2 separate regions of the Mus musculus genome follow, and region 2 is linked to region 1. A link is a loop called in an ENCODE intact Hi-C map of the cell type or tissue named here. Cell type or tissue: gastrocnemius. All regions are shown on one strand. Each heading gives the region's core, and the rest is flanking DNA. Links, peaks and the distances in the headings are about the cores only.

Region 1 (3,600 bases), core at 455-2,954:
TAGGTGTGGCTTTATCTCCCTTATTATTAGTTGTTTTCGTGTGTGTGTATGTATGTATGTGTGTATGCATGTATTATGCATGTATGTATATATGTATGTACACACATATACATGAAGCTTTATAGTAGTTTCCATGTGGTTTTTCAAATGGCCTGTTAGATATTGCTCCATATTAATTTTTTGCAGTGCTGGAAAGTGAACTGAGGGCCTCACACATCTTAAGTCAGCATTCTACCATGGAGCTAGAGCCCCAGTCAGGGTGTGCAAATGGCCTTGAGCGTTTGATTGTCAATAGGGTATGCAATGCCTGCTCAGATCTTTCTCAAACCACTATCAGACCTGAATGCCAATGGCCAGCCTGCGGCCCCTTCCAACTTTGGACAGTTTCTACCCTCAGACGGAAACTCAAGCTCTCTCAGCGAGCACACATGGGATTTCAAGCTCGAGGAGAGCCTGTGTCACAATGAGGTGACCTTGTCTCAAACCAAACCAAAACAAAAAAGGATATGGACAAGTGTTTGCGTGACTTTCCATGTTTATTTTCTGTAGTCTGCAGTCTAACTGGAAGACCTATGCATTAGGATCTGTTATTAGATATATTTGCTGGTTCCTTACCTCCCGCCTGAAACATTAGACCGTGAGACTCTGGCAGCATTCCTTAGCTCACACCTAAACACGATTTAAGAAGTAACTAAGCTGCTGTTTCCAGTGAGTGAACGGAGGTGGGCACAGCTGTGCGTGTGAGGGTGAGGGGTGTTTGTCTGCTTCTGTTCCATCTCCCCCAAAAGTGAACATGGAAGAAGTTTCCAAAGGCTAAAATTACAGAACATACATATCTCATTAACAAAGCAGTCAATTCCCTTTATTTTTAAAATTTTATGTACACATATGAATGATCTGTATAATGTACATTCAATATAGAAAGCTTTATATATTTGATAATGTATAGAACATTTCACAATTACACTAATCTCTTACATAACATCTTCACATCCATTTTTAGTTTTAATTTTTTTGCACAAGCTCCTTGTCGTTCAGTTTGGTGACGCCTGTCATACACACCGATGTGCACCGAGCTCTCAGAGTTAATGATTGAGGATCTGGTCACGGGTGGAGGGACGATGAGAGGAAGACGGTCATGGAGACCTGGTGCAGGAGAGAGAGGCGCCCTGCTCTGGGATAAGATTTAGCCCAATGTTTGTAGACTGCAGCTTAATCCCACAGTCACAGTAATTCAAAAAAAAGTTATAAAAACTAGGAAGAAAGTTTGTCTTTTTGATTCACAGTCTTGTAAACAGATATAAAGGAACAAAATGTGCTTACATACATCAAGAAGAAGAAATTCTTGTGTACCCAGGTGGCTGACCCACAGAGTGCTTTCTCAGAACGTGATACGTCAGAATCATGGACTCTTCTCCTAAATAAAAGTCTATTTATAGAAAAAGGAATAACACTGTCATGAAACCAGGAGAAAGGCAGCGGAGTCTGTTTCAACATGTTGGTTGGAGGAATGTGGGCGCAGTACTGGCCTTCCAGCATTTACTGTCTGAGTGCTTCAAGTCTGATAGCCAAGGTCTCCTGCCTCATGGTCTACGGGAGGCGGCAGATTAGACATGGCTGATGAGGATGTACCTGCTGTAAGGTAGCCAGCAACTCCAGGTCCTGCAAGAGAGAAAGGAAAGCAGGCATTTTTTCTATCAGTCTCAGGGACCAGCACCCAGTACAGACCACTGGGAAGCTCTAAATACGATCTACATGTGTAACTGTCTCAACAGGCAGCGATACAGCACCTATGTTCATGGCTTTTAGTATTTGACACAATTAGAATAATTTTAAAATTCATGCAGTAACACTGGTGTAGAAATAGGGGATTTCCCCTCTTTTCACACCTGGAAAGTTTAATTTTACAAAAAAAAAAAAAAAAATCGAGGGTACTTAAAGAAAACATGGGAACAGACAGACGGAAGACGCCCTCCCCACCCCGCTCAGCCCATCTCAAAGTGATGCACAACTGGATTCTCGACACTAGCAGCTTCCGAGACGGACATTCTAGGTAGCCTGTGTTCACTTGGTACAAAGGAGGTCACTTTAGTAAGCGGCACCCAGGGAACACAGCTCGCTCACTACATAAGGTCTCTTTGAAGAGGAAGGCTCTGGACACTCTTCTCGTAGGTCAAAGCATGCTCCAGAGGAGACAGTAGCATTTTAGTCGTAGTCTCCACGTGTTGTGACTGAAAGTCTCTATGGCGTGAAAAGGTGGCACTCGGAAGCAAGCTTGTCAGCAGCCCCTGGGCTCTGGCTTCTGGAGCTGACTCTGGGCACCACAGACAGTTGCTTTCATCTCAGAAGCACCACACAATGCAGCAAGCGCTTGCAAGAGAAACTGGTTTAGCGCTGCAGAGGCAGTGCTTAGCTGAGTCAGAGGAAACATGGCAAAGGTGTACACTAAGGGTCGGGACAGGAAAGGTGGTGCGAGCAACATGCATTGAGCAAAAGGTTTCTCTACCTGCTTCAGAGAGCTACACAGAAGTTAGCAAGCTGCCTGGCAGAGCAGTTCTAAAGCCCACTCCTGAGGTGAAGGGGGCTGCTGCCAGTTAGAAGGGAAGGAGAGACACCTGGGGGGAGAAAAGAAATGTAAGCAGCAAGGGAGTCGTGAGGACGTGCACACAGCAGAGCGATCTGATGCGGGGAAGGCAACAGGACTGATGGAGGACAGAGGTCATAATTCACTTCCATCTCATCTCTCAGCTTCTGAGCACTGACTCCGGATGGGAAATGGCTGCCACACACTGTGCCAGTGCTGGCGAGGCCACAGTGACTGCCTGCATGAGCTGGGACTGAAGCTAACCAGAGTGCCTGGGTCCTTAGAGTCAAGTACTTTTAACACTTACTAAAAGGATTTTCCCTTCTTTAGGTCTTGGGATCCTACACTATCAACTCTTACCTTCTGCTAATCAGCAAACCAGGCCTCCCACAGATTGCTCAGGAAAAAGACTGGTCCATCAGTGTAGCTCAGAGCCAAAGCACTTCACTGCTCTCAACTTTAGACAGGTCCAGATGAGCAAAACCACAAACACTACAGAGGGGTGTGGTTCCTAAACAATTCAGACTGTGGGCAGTGATGGTTAGAACTGTCCCCTCACAGAGGAACCTCTGAGCATGCTTGTGGGGGACTGTCTCAATTATGTTAATTGGGATGGAGGACCTGTCCACTGTGGGTGGCACCATTCCCTCAGCAGGAATCTGAATGATATGACATTGAGGAAAGGAGCTGAGCACTAGCATGCACACATTCACCTCCTTCTGTTCACTGGGTGTGTATATAATGTGACCAGCTGCTGCTTCAGGCCCCCGCTGCCTTGACTTCTCCACCATGATGAACTATGCCTTCAACAGCTAATCCAAACCCTTTCTCCTTTAAGTTGCTTTTGACAGGGTATTTTTTTCATGGTGATAGAAAAAAGAAACCAAGACACGGGCTCAATGATTCTTATAAAAATAGGAGGTTATGGCACCAAACCCTGAATGCTACATATTAAAGTAGGCAACGCTGAAGTCACTGCAGAGTCTTGGGCAAACTCACAGGGTTATGGTACTGAT
Region 2 (3,600 bases), core at 413-2,912, 53 kb before region 1:
CTGCTGCATGATCACAGCTGTAAATTCTGCCTCTGAAACAATTATCAAACTTAGAAACAGTACCAAGAGAAAGGTAATTTGATAAGTTGTGGGGTCTAGGGTGTCCGGTGGTGGTAGAACACAAGCTTAGCATGTGTTTTGGGTTCAGTCTTAATTATCAGTGACAATGGTACGTGTGTTACATATTTTATTGCCTAATTACAGGTGTTTAAGTGAAAAGTAAACTTTATACATAGGATAGTATATTTGTTCACTAGTTCTCAGTAATGGCCAACAAACATGGGCAAGTTCTTTAGGAAGTTATAAAATTAGACTCTAGATAACAATGATTTTTAAGGCTGGTTTCTAGAATATGCGTGATGAACCCAGTGGTGTAGTTGGATAATTTCTTTGGTGACATCATGAAAGCAAATGGCATGCATAGGAACTTACCAGGATGTGTGAACATCTTTATGGGTTTGGCCTTTTTCTTTAATTGCCATTCTTTCTTATATGTTATGTTATAAAATCACTTATAAATTAAGAAACAAACAAAAAATAAAAAGAGTAAGTTTTGTTGCGATTACTTAAGCATTGAAATTTTGCAGAAAGAACTTATTAAATTTTAAATAATTACAGATAATTATAAATTTCTCTTAGCATAAGTTTCTTTATTAATTGGTTTTAGGTTGCTAGGCTCACAGCATGATGTTTCTTCTTTTAACTTTTTATTATGAAGTTGTTTACTCACAGGAAGTTACAGAGATAGTACAGGATGGTCGTGGGCACGCATTACCCAGGGTTTTATATTACAGAATTACAGTTGCTGTCAGATTTGAATAACCACCACTGTGGTGAAGATGCAAAACACCCCCCTCCCATCACACACACACACACACACAGACTTCCTCTTTGTGGCACAATGCGTTGTTTCTCCCTCCTGCCAAGCTGTTTTCCTGTCATTAGATTTAGTTTCCACACTTTGCCCACTTGTTTACTCTCTGGCGTCTGTCTTCCTTACCCTGCCCCACCCCTTACTCCTTCTTTGTTATAAATTGCAACAACAGTATTTGTTGATGGTTGGGTCTCGGTGTAACACAAATATTTTATTTGAGGAGGAAACATCACTTTGTGTGTGTGTGTGTGTGTGTGTGTGTGTGTGTGTGTCTAAGCAAAAAGCAGAGGCAGAGAGCAGTTTTATATTTAAATGGTAAAAGAACTGGTTGGCTCTGTAGGACCCTCAGAATCAAAAGGAATTTCTTCCACGTTCTGTCTCTGTCTTCTCCAGGATCCATATTTCTTGGCCACTTTCATGATATAGTTTTTGAAGGAGGCCCCCATGAAGACATACAGGATGGGGTTGAGGCAGCTGTGGAAGAGCGCGATGCTCTCTGTGACTTGGATGGCGACATCCATGCGTTTGCTCATATCGCAGCTGGTGATCAGCAGGTAGATGGCATCTATGGCTTGGCAGAACTTAACAACGTTATAGGGCAGCTGGGTGACAATGAAAACCACCACCACCGCGAGCAGAACCCTGAGGGGGCGAGACTTTTTAATGTTGGGCATCTTGATGAGCGCCCTGGCGGTACTGGCATAGCACACGCCCATGATGAGAAACGGGACCACAAAGCCGATGCCGATTTCCAGCATCTGAATGGATGCTTTCAGGGATGTTCCTAGGTGGTGGGGAAAGATGGGAGTGCACCTAGCATTCTGATTCACTGTGTAAAAAACCAGCTGGGGTATGCTCAGCAAGATGGCGGCCATCCACACACAGCAACAGATGATCCAACAGGGTCTCCCCGCTCCTGATTGGCTGGGGGCTTTGGTAATTGCCCAATATCTGTCAATGCTGATACAAGCCAGGAACTGCATCCCAGAGACAAAGTTTACCGTGTACAGGGCTGACGTTACTTTGCACATCATTTTGCCTAGAATCCATCCGTGAACTGCATTAACTGCCCAGAAAGGCAGCGTGATCAGAAGTAACAAGTCTGCTACAGCCAGGTTCAGGATGTACACATCGGTCTTGGTCCTCTGCTTCTTGTAATAGGCGTAAATCGCCACAACTACGGAGTTCCCTGCGAGCCCAGTGACAAAGGCCACTGTGAAGAAGGCAGGCAGGAAGACTTTTGCGAACTGCCTGACCTCTTCTTTTATGCAGATCACTTCGTACTGGCTGTAGTCGTGAGTGTAGTTCATCTCATTCTCCTCATAATAGTATTCCGCTGACTGGTTCAGCTCCAGAGCCATGGTACCGAGCTGGATGACAAGAAGAACACAGGGCACTCCATTCAGCATTGAGTAAAAGGAAGCAGCTTTTGCCCAGTTCGTGGCTTGTGTTTTCTCTAGAGAGTATACTGTGGCTGTCACATGTGTGAGCCTAGCTCTCACATGTTGGAAATGGCATTGGTTCATGGTCAACAGACAGTATCCCAGCTCTTAGTCACTAAATCCTAGGTAAACTTTAAGACTTTTAAGTAATATGAGTTGTTTTGTGTTTTTGTATGCATTTGTGTGTGTGGTCTGCATGCATGTGTGTGTGTTCACATGTGTGCACATGTGTGTGCATGTATCTAGACGTTAAAGATGATGTGTCGAGTCATTAGATTACTGTCTCCTCATTTATTGAGGTAAGGTCTCTCAGTTGAACCCAGAGCTCACCAGCAGAGCTGTTCTGACTAGCCAGCTTGCTGCAGACATCTATTCTGCCCCTTGTAAGTGTTGGAGCTGTGGATGGGCTGCAGGGCCCACCCTCATTGACACGCACACTGGGGACCCAAATGCTCGTCCTCATACTTGTGCAGCAAGCACTGTAATCATGGAGTCACCAGTCTGGGTTATAATACAAAATTTAAGCAAAGAGCAGAAGATATGTTGCAGTTTTATAGATAAAACTTAAGTCTTGTAGAGTATATCTATAATAAATTAAAATGAGTTGTTTTACGTATTTGAAAAAGAAATGTTTTAATTTTTTTATTCTGGAGTTACTTATAATTTTAATTTAAATAAATCAGCTTGGCACTGGCATGGAGTCACTGGCTGACTTTGCTACAAGAAGGCCTCACTAGCTAGCTTTCCTCCTAAGCCTGACGGTACTTGTGTCCCCTGGTCCCTCTAAACTGAAAACTAGCACCATGTTTAACTTCTTGCTTACCTAGATTCCCGAGTTCCAGCTAGTCTGGAAGATCACTGGCAATCCTCCTGCTTTAGCCTCCTTAGTGCCCCCACCACCACCACCTAATACTGCTCTCTTTCTATATGGAATCTGACTATTGTTTGTCCAAGTTGGTAAGAAACCAACTGTTTGTCCAAACATTCTTCTTGGTATTGTGCCTCTAATTTGCCATTCTACCACTGTCTTGGTTAGCTCTTTGCTGGGAAGGCACTTACTTCACTTTCCCTGAGATGGACATACCGAAAGCTCCTTGGAATGGTACCCAAGGCTCCTTCCTGCCACCGCCTCCTCCCCATGCTCCACACAGTAGACATACCGAGCTGAGTTGCCAGCTGTTTCTGACGCACTCTGCCATGCCTGGGCACGCCTCTCCTGCTCTCACCGACCCCTGTACCCAGCACTGTTTGCTGCCCTCCCACTGAGAATAAGTTAGCTTGGAC

What was found. A loop is a pair of places that touch in the nucleus more often than their neighbours do. Peaks named below come from ENCODE experiments on the same cell type or tissue, not always from the same donor. Only the 100,000 strongest peaks of a DNase experiment are listed, where the experiment ranks them.
Region 2: it touches region 1 in a loop (2.0-fold over the local background); 5 of 42 quality-filtered maps call a loop at or near these places.

What each region holds. Positions count from the first base shown.
Region 1 is chr9:104,150,762-104,154,361 of GRCm38, forward strand. Dnajc13 (DnaJ heat shock protein family (Hsp40) member C13) reads right to left here. Exons shown (of 56, transcript NM_001163026.1): 56 at 836-1,662. The coding sequence ends at 1,556. Among named protein-coding and RNA genes, the nearest start is that of Ackr4, 26 kb to the left of the region's middle. In gastrocnemius, for the core only: no CTCF peak of the experiment used is centred there; no DNase peak of the experiment used is centred there.
Region 2 is chr9:104,097,512-104,101,111 of GRCm38, forward strand. The region is part of intron 13 of Acad11 (acyl-Coenzyme A dehydrogenase family, member 11); the gene reads left to right. It overlaps Ackr4 (atypical chemokine receptor 4), which reads right to left. Exons shown (of 3, transcript NM_145700.2): 3 at 627-2,244. The coding sequence starts at 2,235. The coding sequence ends at 1,183. Among named protein-coding and RNA genes, the nearest start is that of Ackr4, 27 kb to the right of the region's middle. In gastrocnemius, for the core only: no CTCF peak of the experiment used is centred there; a DNase peak (open chromatin) is centred at 1,771.